Linked DNA regions of Homo sapiens: all the other regions are linked to region 1. Evidence: read pairs that join two places in POLR2A ChIA-PET (ENCODE). Cell type or tissue: Panc1. All regions are shown on one strand.

Region 1 (4,000 bases):
AAGCAAACTAAAATATAAAGTGATGAGTTTTGAGCACATAATAGAATATTAAGAAAGGAAAATACATTTAACACTTTCCTTTGAGTGACATTAGACCCAAAGAGAAGGAAATGTTAAGTGGGCCCTGCAGTGAATGCTATTTGCATTGACAGAGTAATGCAAATGTTGAGCATGGGCTTTTCTTTTTTTTTTGAGACGAAGTCTCGCTCTGTTGCCCAGGCTGGAGTGCAGTGGCATGATCTTGGCTCACTGCAACCTCCACCTCCTAGGTTCAAGTGATTCTCCTGCCTCGGCCTCCCAAGTAGCTGGTATTACAGGCATGCACCATCACACCCAGCTAATTTTTGTATTTTTAGTAGAGACGGGGTTTCACCATGTTGGCCAGGCTGGTCTCAAACTCCTGAACTCAAGTGATCTGCCCGCGTCAGCCTCCCAAAAAAGCACTGGTCTTTGAGACTGATGGTTATTACACAGAATGGGAGTGTTTTCAATTTTGACCTCAGAAACCAGAACTGATGACAGACAGACATCATAATATGGTAGCAGGGTTGTCACAAGCTGCTGCCAATGGCTAATGGAATAATAAATACAGGTCAAGTGTACTGTTTTATATTGCAAAGGTAACCAATAAAGGAAGTGAATACAGTACGGTGACAGAATATGTTGGGGGGAGGAATGGAAGGGAGATGTAAGTGAGGGAAAGTTAGGAATTCAAATAAGCCAAGAAATAGTGGTGTAAGTATTTTACTTAAAAATATGGAGGAAATGGGCTGGGCGTGGTGGCTCACACCTATAATCCCAGCACTTTGGTGTGGATCACCTGAGTTCGAGACCAGCCTGACCAACATGGAGAGATCCCGTCTCTACTAAAAATATAAAATTAGCCAGGCGTAGTAGCACATGCCTGTAATCCCAGCTACTCGGGAGGCTGAGGCAGGAGAATCGCTTGAACCTGGGATGCAGAGGTTGCGGTGAGCTGAGATCACACCATTGCACTCCAGCCTGGGCAACAAGAGTGAAACTCCATCTCAAAAAGAAAAAAAAAAAATGGAGGAAATAATGGTAGAACAAGAACCCTAAGAACCCTAAATGATTAAAAGTCCCTTTTAAATTGGCCTGGGGTGAGGGAGGACAGACGTTTTTGCTTTTTATAATAAGCCCTTCTATACTTAAAAATATATATATACGTGCATGTATCCTTGATACAAATTTTATTTATTTTTTGAGACTGAGTCTCACTCTGTTGCCCAGGCAGGAGTGCACTGGCATGATCTCGGCTCACCGCAACCTCCGCCTTCCAGGTTCGAGCAATTCTTCTGCCTCAGCCTCCCGAGTAGCTGGGATTACAGGCATGTGCCACCATGCCCGGCTAACTTTTGTATTTTTAGTAGAGACAGGGTTTTGCCATGTTGGCCAGGCTGGTCTCGAACTCCTGGCTTCAAGCAATCCGCCTGCCTCAGCCTCCCGAAGTGCTGGGATTACAGGTGTGGGCCACTGCGCCCAGACCTTGGTACACATTTTAAGTAGCTTTTGTTTTTGCAGAATAACAACAAGGAAAGACACGAATTATCTACCATGAAGTGAAAATTCAGGTTATATTTAGTATGTATGGTCAAATTCTATTTTTTGTGGGAAAAATATAAGCATAGGAAAAAAATCCAGAAGGATGTATCACAAAACACTAAAACATGGGCTCCCTGGTAGAATTACAGGTAGCTTTCTTTTCTTTTTTACTTGTTATCATTTTTAGATTCTCTAATAAGCAGGTTATCCTTATATAATGTGAAATATATAAATCAAAGAAAAAAAAAAAGAAACACACACACACTTACCCACCAGGGTACTGTTTATGCTTTGGGTAACTAAAGGGTTTGGAGAGAAATTATTTTTAAAATTCTAAGCAGCTGATGAGAACACAAAAACAAGCAAAGAGCAGCACCCTGACCACCCTCAGGCACGTTGTAGCGGACCAGTGGGTTATGACCACACAAACAGTCTCACGAAGCTGAGGAAGCAAAAAGTGCAACACGCCCAATCAAGCAGCTGTGAAGATGACTTCATGTGTGTTTACCTGTGGAGTGTTTTTACATACCCCCAGCCTGGTTCCATAAAGGGTGGGGAGACATGAAGAAAAGAAAGTAGTGAAATATAAACATTAAAATCAGGAGCAGAGAAAACCCAAATCTGAAGAAAAACATCTCCATCAGCAAGGAAGTAAAAATTCACGAGTAGGTCAATGAGTCTTCGCACAGCTGGTAGAGAAGGGCTGAGCCTTTAGTGCTGGGCCTCCTGGTGGCCAAAGAAAAATGGGAAATGAAGCTACTCCATCCTCAATGTCCATAAGGAGGAACACATATCAGCCATTTGGGGGAAGCTCAGCCTTTTTTTTTTTTTTTTTTTTTGAGATGGTGTTTTGCTGTTGTTGCCCAGGCTGGAGTGCAATAGCACAATCTTGGCTCACCGCAACCTCCGCCTCCCAGGTTCAAGCGATTCTCCTGCCTCAGCCTCCTGAGTAGCTGGGATTACAGGCATATGTCACCACGCCCGGCAAAGTATTTTTAGTAGAGACGGGGTTTCTCCATGTTGGTCAGGCTGGTCTTGAACTCCTGACCTCATGTGATCCACCCGCCTCGGCCTCCCAAAGTGCTGGGATTACAGGCGTGAGCCACCACGCCCAGCAGCTCAGCCCTTTTTTTTTTTTTTTTTTGAGACGGAGTTTCTCTCTTGTTGTCCAGGCTGGAGTGCAATGGTGCAACCTACACCTCTCAGGTTCAAGCGATTCTCCTGCCTCAGCCTCCCAAGAAGCTGGGATTACAGGTGCCTGCCACCATGCCCAGCTAATTTTTGTATTTTCAGTAAAGTCAGGGTTTCATCATGTTGGCCAGGCTGGTCTCTCGTACTCCTGACTTCAGGTGATCCGCCTGCCTCAGCCTCCCAAAGTGCTGGGATTATAGGCCTGAGCCACCGCGCCCAGCCGAAGCTCAGCTTTACACCTGGCAGCAAATGGGGAAGGAAGCCCTCGGGTGGGGGTGACACTAGTTAACAGGATGACGGGGGTCAGGTGGCTGAGCCACCGAGCCCGGCCCTCAAGTAGGCCCTTCTGTCAGGCAGCAGAGACATCGTCTCAATGAGCTGCAGTTTCTCATACATGTCACGGGAGGAATGAGACATATAAAGATCACAGGAGTCTCAAGAGGAGTGAGACCAAGACAGACACTGCGGTCCCTTCTTATCTTTTGGATTTTTCCATAGTTCTCTGGAAGCAAGGGCTGGTTCAGATAAGCTGGTTGCCCGTGCTTATCTACCTGCAAAAGAGCGTTTCCACCTGGGCAGGCCCTGTAAGTCTGGGCAGCAGACCGCCCTTGGAATCTGTCCAGACAAAGAAATGCCAAGAGTCAGAGATAAGCCTCAGTCCCAGGTGGCAACTCAATCCCACTTACGCCTGGGAGAAGGGGTGGAAACCTGCCTCGGGCACTACAGAGTGCAGCCGGCTGGAGGGGAAACCTATAGACCAGCCAGTCCCTGGTTCAGCCCAGGCCTCCAAACGAGCCAGCCACAAGCCCTCCAGCCATGCTGGGAGTAGAGTGAATGAAACGACAAAGGGACAGAAAGGGGAATGTGCCTTGGAGAGGGGGGTGAAGGGCCCCTTAACCAGGCTTTCCCCTTCTGGGGCTTCCCTTCCACACTTGCCTCATCTCTCTGCCCTGAGAGTCAGACTGAAAGCCATGGTGTGCAGAGTAGAGTTAGAGACCTGGGTTCAAAGCCATCCTCTACCACTTACTGGCTGTGTGCCACCAGGACACGCCACTTAACCTCTCAAAGCCCCGTTTTCCTTATCTGTAAAATGGGGAAAATAATAACACTTTGCCTCATGGGGTTGTTATTAGAAAAAATGAGATTACGTATGTAAATAATAATATACATAATAACCCACATTTACTGAGACAGCTTTGCTAAAACAACGTTGCACATGGTTTGCAGTGTGGCATGGTGTCTGGCA
Region 2 (4,000 bases), 92 kb after region 1:
GGCCTCCCAAAGTGCTGGGATTACAGGCATGAACCACCGCACCCAGCCAGCTGAGTATATTTTAACCAGCACATTACTATGAGGTTGGTACTAAGCTGTTACTCTACCCATTTTACAGATGATGATAAAGTGAGCCACGGAGAAGTCTGGAAACTCTCCCAAGGCAACCAGCTAGGACAAGGTTGGAGGCCTCACTTAATCACTAGCTCTACTGATAAACAATAATCTGATCATCTGATAAGGGAATTTAATTAAGTGGTTCAATTGCCACTCCTTCATGCTGCCAACCCTGACTACAGCTTTTAAACACCACAGGGCATTGTTTCATGTAGTTTTATTGTTCTTAGTCACAGTAGATAAAACTGTGGACTCTCAAAATGTGACCTATCCTAGGTCTTTAGGAGACTTTTATGAGTAAATAAGACTGTTCTAGAGTTAATGATCCACTATTTCAGTTGATGTAGGGCTTCTAACTCAATCAATTAGGGGTTGAGATCCAACTATGAAACTAACTCAGTTCAAGACCTGGCCATCTCCCATAAGAGCTAAAGCCTAGAGAGTAAAATTATTGTCAAAAGTTACATAGTTCAGCCACGTGCGGTGGCTCATGCCTGTAATCCCAGCACTTTGGGAGGCTGAGGCGGGCAGATCACCTGAGGTCAAGAGTTAGAGAACAGCCTGACCAACACGGAGATACCTTGTCTCTCCTAAAAATGCAAAATTAGCCAAGCGTGGTGGTGCATGCCTGTAATCCCAGCTACTCAGGAGGCTGAGGCAGGAAATCGCTTGAACCTGGGAGGCGGAGGTTGTGGTGAGCCGAGATCGCGCCATTGCACTCCAGCCTGGGCAACAAGAGTGAAACTCCGTCTCAAAAAAAAAGGTAAAAGTTACATAGTTCCTAAGAGGTGAGGACAGAATATTAACCTGACTGATTCCAGAGCCCCTGCTCCAGTGAGAGGAATATAATGGACTATTAGGCTGCTAGTAAAAAAACAAAACAAAACAAAACAAAACCTTGGGAGAAATGATAGTCAAAGGGTACAAATCCTCAATTAGACAGGAGGAATAAGTTTTTTTCTTTGAGATATATTGCACAGCATGGTGAATATAGTAAATAATAATGTGCTGTACATTTCAAAGTCACTAAGTGTAAATCTCAAATGTTCTCACTACAAAAATTATAAGAATTTGAGGTAACAGATATGTTAATTAGCTTGATTTAATTTTTCTACATTGTATTCATAAATCATAACATCACTTTGGTTTTTGTTTTTTTTTTTTAAGAGATGGGGGTTTCACAATATTGCCCAGGCTAGTCTTGAATTCCTGAACTCAAGCAATCCTCCCACCTTGGCCTCCCAAAGTGCTTAAGTTACTGGTGCCCAGCCCATAACATCACTTTGTAACCCATAGCATATACAATGGTAATTTGCCAATTTACAATTTAAAAATATGTTGTAGAAGAATATTTAATGGCAAAGAAAAATGCCCTAAAGTGTTAAGTAACAGATGAGGGCTAAAAAAATAACTTTTATCAATTCTTGAGAACACATTGTTTTTCACATTTAAACATACCTGAAATCAGGGTGGATACAAATCAATTCTAGATTAATTATAGGTATCATTGTAAAAGTTTTAAAAAAGCCTAAAGCTTCTGTACTTTAGGAAGATACTATAGAAGTTTTTTGTTTGTTTGTTTGTTTGTTTGTTTTGAGACAGAGTCTCACTCTGTTGCCCAGGCTGGAGTGCAATGGCGAAATCTTGGCTCACTGCAACTCCACCTCCTGGGTTCAAGCGATTCTCCTGCCTCAGCCTCCCGAGTAGCTGGGACTTCAGGCACATGCCACCACGCCCGGCTAATTTTTTGTGTTTTTAGTACAGATGGGGTTCCACTGTGTTAGCTAGGATGGTCTCGATCTCCTGACCTCGTGATCCGCCCACCTCGGCCTCCCAAAGTGTTGGGATTACAGGTGTGAGCCACCACGCCCGGCCTATAGGAGTTTTCAAAAAGGCATAAGTCTTCTAGAAGATACTATAGGAGAATACTTTCACAATCTTGGGATAGGAAAAGATTTATTACATAGGACATAGAAATAATAAACATAAAAGATATGTTGACAGAGCGTGGTGGCTCACACCTGTAATCCCAGCACTTTGGGAGGCCAAGACAGGTGGATCGCCTGAGGTCAGGAGTTTGAGACCAGCCTGGCCAACATGGTGAAACCCTGTCTCTACTAAAAATATAAAAATTAGCTGGGCGTGGTGACAAATGCCTGTAATTCCAGCTATTCTGGAGGCTGAGACAGGAGAATCACTTGAACCTGGGAGGCAGAGGTTGCAGTGAGCTGAGATCATGCCACTGCACTCCAGCCTGGGCAACAGAGCAAGACTCCATCTCAAAAAACAAACAAACAAACAAATAAACAAAAGATATGTCGACCTAGAGGAAAAAACTGAGGGAAAATCATTTATACAAATAGAGAGTTTATTTGGGCCAAGTTGAGGACTGCAACCTGGGAGCACAGATTCAAGTTGCCCTGAATAAATGCTCCAATTAGCAATATTTACAGATGGGTTTTTAAAGGAAAAAAGGAGAAGCAGTCCCTAAATGGTCTACCAAGAATTTACATTAAAATAATATAAGCTATTGATTGGCTATCCATTGATTTTTTTTGTATCAGGAATTCCAGGACATGAAGATAACAGATAAGGAAAAAAAAAAAAAAAAAAGGCCTTTAAACAGGTGCCCCAGGCCTGAATGTGGGAGGGCCTGGGGAGCTGTGACTGAAGTCCCATACTCAAGTCTCTCTGGGCCTGATCAATTTTGTATACAATTTCACATAGCTCAGACTGTTCTGAGCTATTTTTCTTTTCTCAGGTCAATAAGTTGGACTACATTAAAATTAAGAGTTTTTGTGCATCGAAAGATGTGTTAAAAAAATAAAGCAAGCCATTGAGTAAGAGGACATTTGCAACACATACATCCAAAAAGGAGACTCTGGGCGTGGTGGCTCATGCCTGTAATCCCAGCACTTTGGGAGGCTGAGGCAGGTGGGTCACTTGAGGTTAGGAGTTCGAGACCAGCCTGACCAACATGGTGAAACCCCATCTCTACCAAAAAAAAAAAAAAAAAAAAAAAAAAAAATTAGCTGGGCATGGTTGCGTGTGCCTGTAATTCCAACTACTTGGGAGGCTGAGGCAGGAGAATTACTTGAGTAACCTGAGAGATGGAGGTTGCAGTGAGCTGAGATCACGCCACTGTACTCCAGCCTGGGTGACAGAGCAAGACTCTGTCTCAAAATAAATAAATAAATACATAAATAAGGAGACTCATATCAAAATGTATATCAAGGCTGGGCGTGGTGGCTTATGCCTGTAATCCCAGCACTTTGGGAGGCCGAGGCAGCAGATTACCTGAGGTCAGGAGTTCAAAACCAGCCTGGCCAACATGGCAAAACCCGTCTCTATTAAAAATACAAAAACTAGCTGGGGGTGGTGGTGCACATCTGTAATCCCAGCTACTCAGGAGGCTGAGGCAGGAGAATTGCTTGAATCTGAGAGGCAGAGGTTGCAGTGAGCTGAGATCGCGCCACTGCACTCCAGCCTGGGTAACAGAGCGAGACTCCGTCAAAAAAAAAAAAAAAAGAAAAAAGAAAAAAAATGTATATCGAACTCCTACAAATCACAAACAAGCAGAAAAGCCAATGGAAAAACAGGCAAAAGATTTGAAACAGGTGCTTCACGAGAGAATATCCAAATAGCTAATAAGCATATGAAAAGGAACTCAATCTCATTAGTCCCCAGGGAAATGCAATTTAAAAATCGCACTGAGCTCCCACTACACCCACCAGAATAACTAAAGCTGAAAAGAATGACAATGCTGTTATCAGTGCTGTAGAGAAACTGAAACTCTCATACTTTGCTGGTAGAATATAAATTAGACAATCAATTTGAAAAGTTGGCAGTGTCTATTAAAACTGAACACTTTATATATGTATGT
Region 3 (4,000 bases), 390 kb before region 1:
TTTCTAATATCAATAGATATTCTCACATAAACAAATACTCTTTGAGGGCCTCAATATTTTTTTTATTTTATTTTATTATTTTTTTCTGAGACAGAGTCTCGCTCTGTTGCCCAGGCTGGAGTGCAGTGGTGTGATCTCGGCTCACTGCAACATCTGCCTCCCGTGTTCAAGAAATTCTTCTCCCTCAGCCTCCCGTGTAGCTGGGATTATAGACGTGCGTCACCATGCCCAGCTAACTTTTGTATTTTTAGTAGAGACGGGGTTTCACCATGTTGGCCAGGCTGGTCTCGAACTCCCGACCTCGGGTGATCCACCTGCCTCAGCCTCCCAAAGTGCTGGGATTACAGGCATGAGCCACTGTGCCTGGCCTATTTTATTTTATTTTACTAGTGTTACTTTTTGAGATGGAATTTCACTCTTGTCGCCCAGGCTGCAGTACAGTGGTGTTCACTGCAACCTCTGCCTCCCGGGTTCAAGCGACTCTCTCGCCTCAGCCTCTCAAGTAGCTGGGATTACAGGAACCCGCTACCATGCCTGGCTAATTTCTGTATTTTTAGTAGAGACGGTGTTTCACCATGTTGGCCAGGCTGGTCTTGAACTCCTGACCTCAGGTGATTCGCCCGCCTTGGCCTCCCAAAATGCTGGGATGACAGGCATGAGCCACTGCGCCAGGCCTCCATGTTTTTTAAGGCTGTAAAGTAGTCCTAAAAGAAAATGTGGGAGCCACTAATGTATAGCAAATTTCTGAAATTCTCCCAGATAGCTTCAATGTCTACACAGCTTTGGTTGCAAGAGATGATTATCTATTTATCTCATCATAAGGTCAAACTGTCGGCCATAGAAAGGACTTTACGGTAAGCAACTTCATTAGCCTACAGTGCTTCTTTGTGGTTCATTCCAGTGACAGCCTCAGGTGGCTATGAAGCCACGTGGCTTCAGAGGAGGGAAGAGGCAGACAAGGGCAGAACCCACAGTGCAACAGAAAGAGCGTGGCCGCTGAGATCAGAGAGACCTGGGTTCAGATTCCAGCCTCTTTTTACAGATTCAAAGAGACTCAAGAGAATATCAAACGAATGCAGAGCCAACTGGGAAAATCTAAATACCGACCAGGCATTGAATTATATTAAGGAGTTATTTTTAATTTTGTTAAGTGTAATAGCGGCATTGTGGTTATGTTTTTTAAAAAAGGTTCTCGTCGGCCTTAAACTGCTGGAGACATTTCAAGGTACAATACTATACTAGCCAGTCACGGGACTGAGGTGGGAGGTAGGTTTGGAGAGACTGGCAGAATGCTGATAATGAGTGAAGCTGAGGATGGGCACCACAGGCCTTTTATAACTCTTCTGTTTGAGTATATTTAAAATTTTGCACCATTCATCGGGTTTCTTTTTTATTTTGAGACAGCGTCTCTCTCTTGCCCAGGCTGGAATGCAATGGCGCAAACATGGCTCACTGCAGCCTCAACCTCCTTGGGCTTAGGTGATCCTCCCCACCTCAGCCTCCTGAGTAGCTCGAACCACAGGCACGTGCCACCACGCCTTTTTTTTTTTCATAGAGACAGGGTCTCACCATCTTGCCCAGGCTGGCCTCAAACTGCTGGACTCACACGATCCTCTGGCCTCAGCCTCCCAAAGTGTTGGGACTATAGGCGTGAGCCACCATGCTCAGCTGCATTTTTTCAAATCCTAGTCCTTCACCTATTAGCTAAGGCCCTTAAACAAGTCACTTAACCTTTTAGAATGGAAAATAATACTCATTCTTGTAGGGTGTTGTCAGGATTGAAAAAAAATGGCTGAGGTAGAACTCTTACTCCTGGAGTCTGGCCCAAAGTGATCATGATAATAGCTGATGTTTATTCAGCACATATGCTTCCCAGGTATTATCTTATTCAACCCTCACAACCAACCCATGATCTAGGTAGCATTATCTCCATTTTTCAAATGAGTAAACTGAGGCAATCAGAAGTTTAAAAATCTACTCAAGGTCATACAGCAAGATGCAAACCCTGGGAGTCTCATCCCAGACCTCGTGTGCTCTATACTTTCCCCTGTAGACACTCAAAAAATGGTGGGTTTTGTTTTGAACATGTCATATCAACACAGCTTACATAAACACACTCTGGCAACTGGATGCTATGTAAAAAATATCAGGACAGTTAAATTGCTTTAAAATCTACTCCTACCAGGAAACAACCCATGTACCTGTTAAGTGCAGATGTCAGCCTGAACCCAGGATGCTTTTCGTCTTTCCAAGGAGGCTGCTGCCTTTAAAAACCAGAACAACATAAAAGGAAAAGAAGTCAATCCACAGACAGCAAAGGAGGGCCTCAGCACTTGCATTTGAGAACTGGCTCTTCTACTCACCTCGCTCTGCAAGAGTTACTTAAAAATACCCCACACCTCGCTCATTTTGCTCATCATTGTTAAAATGAGGTAAGACTCCATGATCCTTCCAGTCCTGTGATCTCTGATTTCCAGTATAAAAACTACTACAAACCCATAAGGCACAGGATTAGCTAGCTGGGCAGATGAGGAGTTCAGTGTGCATGTAGGGGGCGCCGTGGCAATCTTGGATGCAAAAATTTTGCATTCCCCTACCAATGGCCATGAAGAGGAATAGAATTGTTACAGTTGCCCAGGGTATGAAAATATTAAGTCTAACCAGTCCTGGTGCTCTGAAAAGCAGAAGACATTTCTTGGATACATAAAAGAAAAATAACAGTTTGGAGATGACTTTTACTGATGTAATAAAATATTGTATTTATTCTACAACCCTGGATCCCAAGATTCTTGAGGGCAGCTGAAAACCTACCTGAGGTGGGGACCCACTGTTACCCATCTTTATTTCCTTTCCCAGATCCAGACTACATTATACACAGTAAGTTCTCAGTCAGTATTTGCCCAGAGAATGGATGGAGAGTAGACTTCAATCCGGAGAGCTAAATATTTTTGATACACACATTTTAAATGTGTCCTAAATCTGACTTGGTGATCTGAAAATGATACTAGGCACACAACAGATGCAGCAGGGGCTTTTTCTCAGTTAATTCTATTTCCTGTTACCCTCTGTATTGGGTACAAAAATACTCAAAGAGACCTTAAATCAAATACACTGTGCAAATTACCATTTTAAGAGTCTTTTGTCCTTTTCAGCAGCTTACTAAGACACTCTGAGAAAAGATGCTTATTTTTCTTTCTTTTTTTTTTGAGATGGAGTCTCGCTCTGTCACCCAGGCTGGAGTGCAGTGGCGTGATCTCGGCTCACTGCAAGCTCCGCCTCCTGGGTTCACGCCATTCTCCTGCCTCAGCCTCCCGAGTAGCTGGGACTACAGGCGCCTGCCACCACGCCCGGCTACTTTTTTGTATTTTTAGTGGAGACGGGGTTTCACCGTGTTAGCGAGGATGGTCTCGATCTCCTGAGCTTGTGATCTGCCCGCCTTGGCCTCCCAAAGTGCTGGGATTACAGGCATGAGCCACCGTGCCTGGCCAAGATGCTTATTTTTCTAAGTCTCAAACATAAGAATGCCATATCTGAGTATTCTGCTGGTAAATATATTCCAAAAGTGTTTCTATTTGGTTTTAAATATGAAGATCTAGATTTCTTTAAATAACTTTTCATTTTAGACTTTCATATTAGCCTATCATTGGAAATGCTTAGGTGTTTGTTTTTGTTTTTTGAGATGGAGTCTCACTCTGTTACCAGGCTGGAGTGCTGTGGCGTGATCTCAGCTCACTGCAACCTCCGACTCTCTGGTTCAAGCAACTCTCCTGCTTCAGCCTCCCAAGTAGCTGGGATTACAGGCATGTGCTGTCATGCCCAGCTAATTTTTGTATTTTTAGTAGAGACGGGGTTTCATGATGTTGGCCAGGATGGTCTCAATCTCCTGACCTTGTGATCTGCCCGCCTCAGCCTCCCAAAGTGCTGGGATTACAGGCATGAGCCACCATGCCCGGCCAATAAGGTGTTTTGTTGTTGTTGTTGTTGTTGTTGTTGTTTTGTT

What was found. Peaks named below come from ENCODE experiments on the same cell type or tissue, not always from the same donor. Only the 100,000 strongest peaks of a DNase experiment are listed, where the experiment ranks them.
Region 2: POLR2A ChIA-PET joins it to region 1 with 5 read pairs; 5 of 35 experiments call an interaction of 5 or more read pairs at or near these places.
Region 3: POLR2A ChIA-PET joins it to region 1 with 5 read pairs; 2 of 35 experiments call an interaction of 5 or more read pairs at or near these places.

What each region holds. Positions count from the first base shown.
Region 1 is chr15:90,213,036-90,217,035 of GRCh38, reverse strand. All of the region lies in intron 1 of SEMA4B (semaphorin 4B), which reads right to left. Among named protein-coding and RNA genes, the nearest start is that of SEMA4B, 14 kb to the right of the region's middle. RefSeq lists a silencer at 2,105-2,399. In Panc1, no CTCF peak of the experiment used is centred here; no DNase peak of the experiment used is centred here; H3K4me3 peaks cover 596 bases; H3K27ac peaks cover 3,885 bases.
Region 2 is chr15:90,121,072-90,125,071 of GRCh38, reverse strand. All of the region lies in intron 2 of IDH2-DT (IDH2 divergent transcript), which reads right to left. Among named protein-coding and RNA genes, the nearest start is that of IDH2, 21 kb to the right of the region's middle. RefSeq lists an enhancer at 2,986-3,485. In Panc1, no CTCF peak of the experiment used is centred here; no DNase peak of the experiment used is centred here.
Region 3 is chr15:90,602,649-90,606,648 of GRCh38, reverse strand. CRTC3 (CREB regulated transcription coactivator 3) reads right to left here. Exons shown (of 15, transcript NM_022769.5): 5 at 2,202-2,264. Among named protein-coding and RNA genes, the nearest start is that of LINC01585, 56 kb to the left of the region's middle. In Panc1, a CTCF peak has its summit at 2,517; no DNase peak of the experiment used is centred here.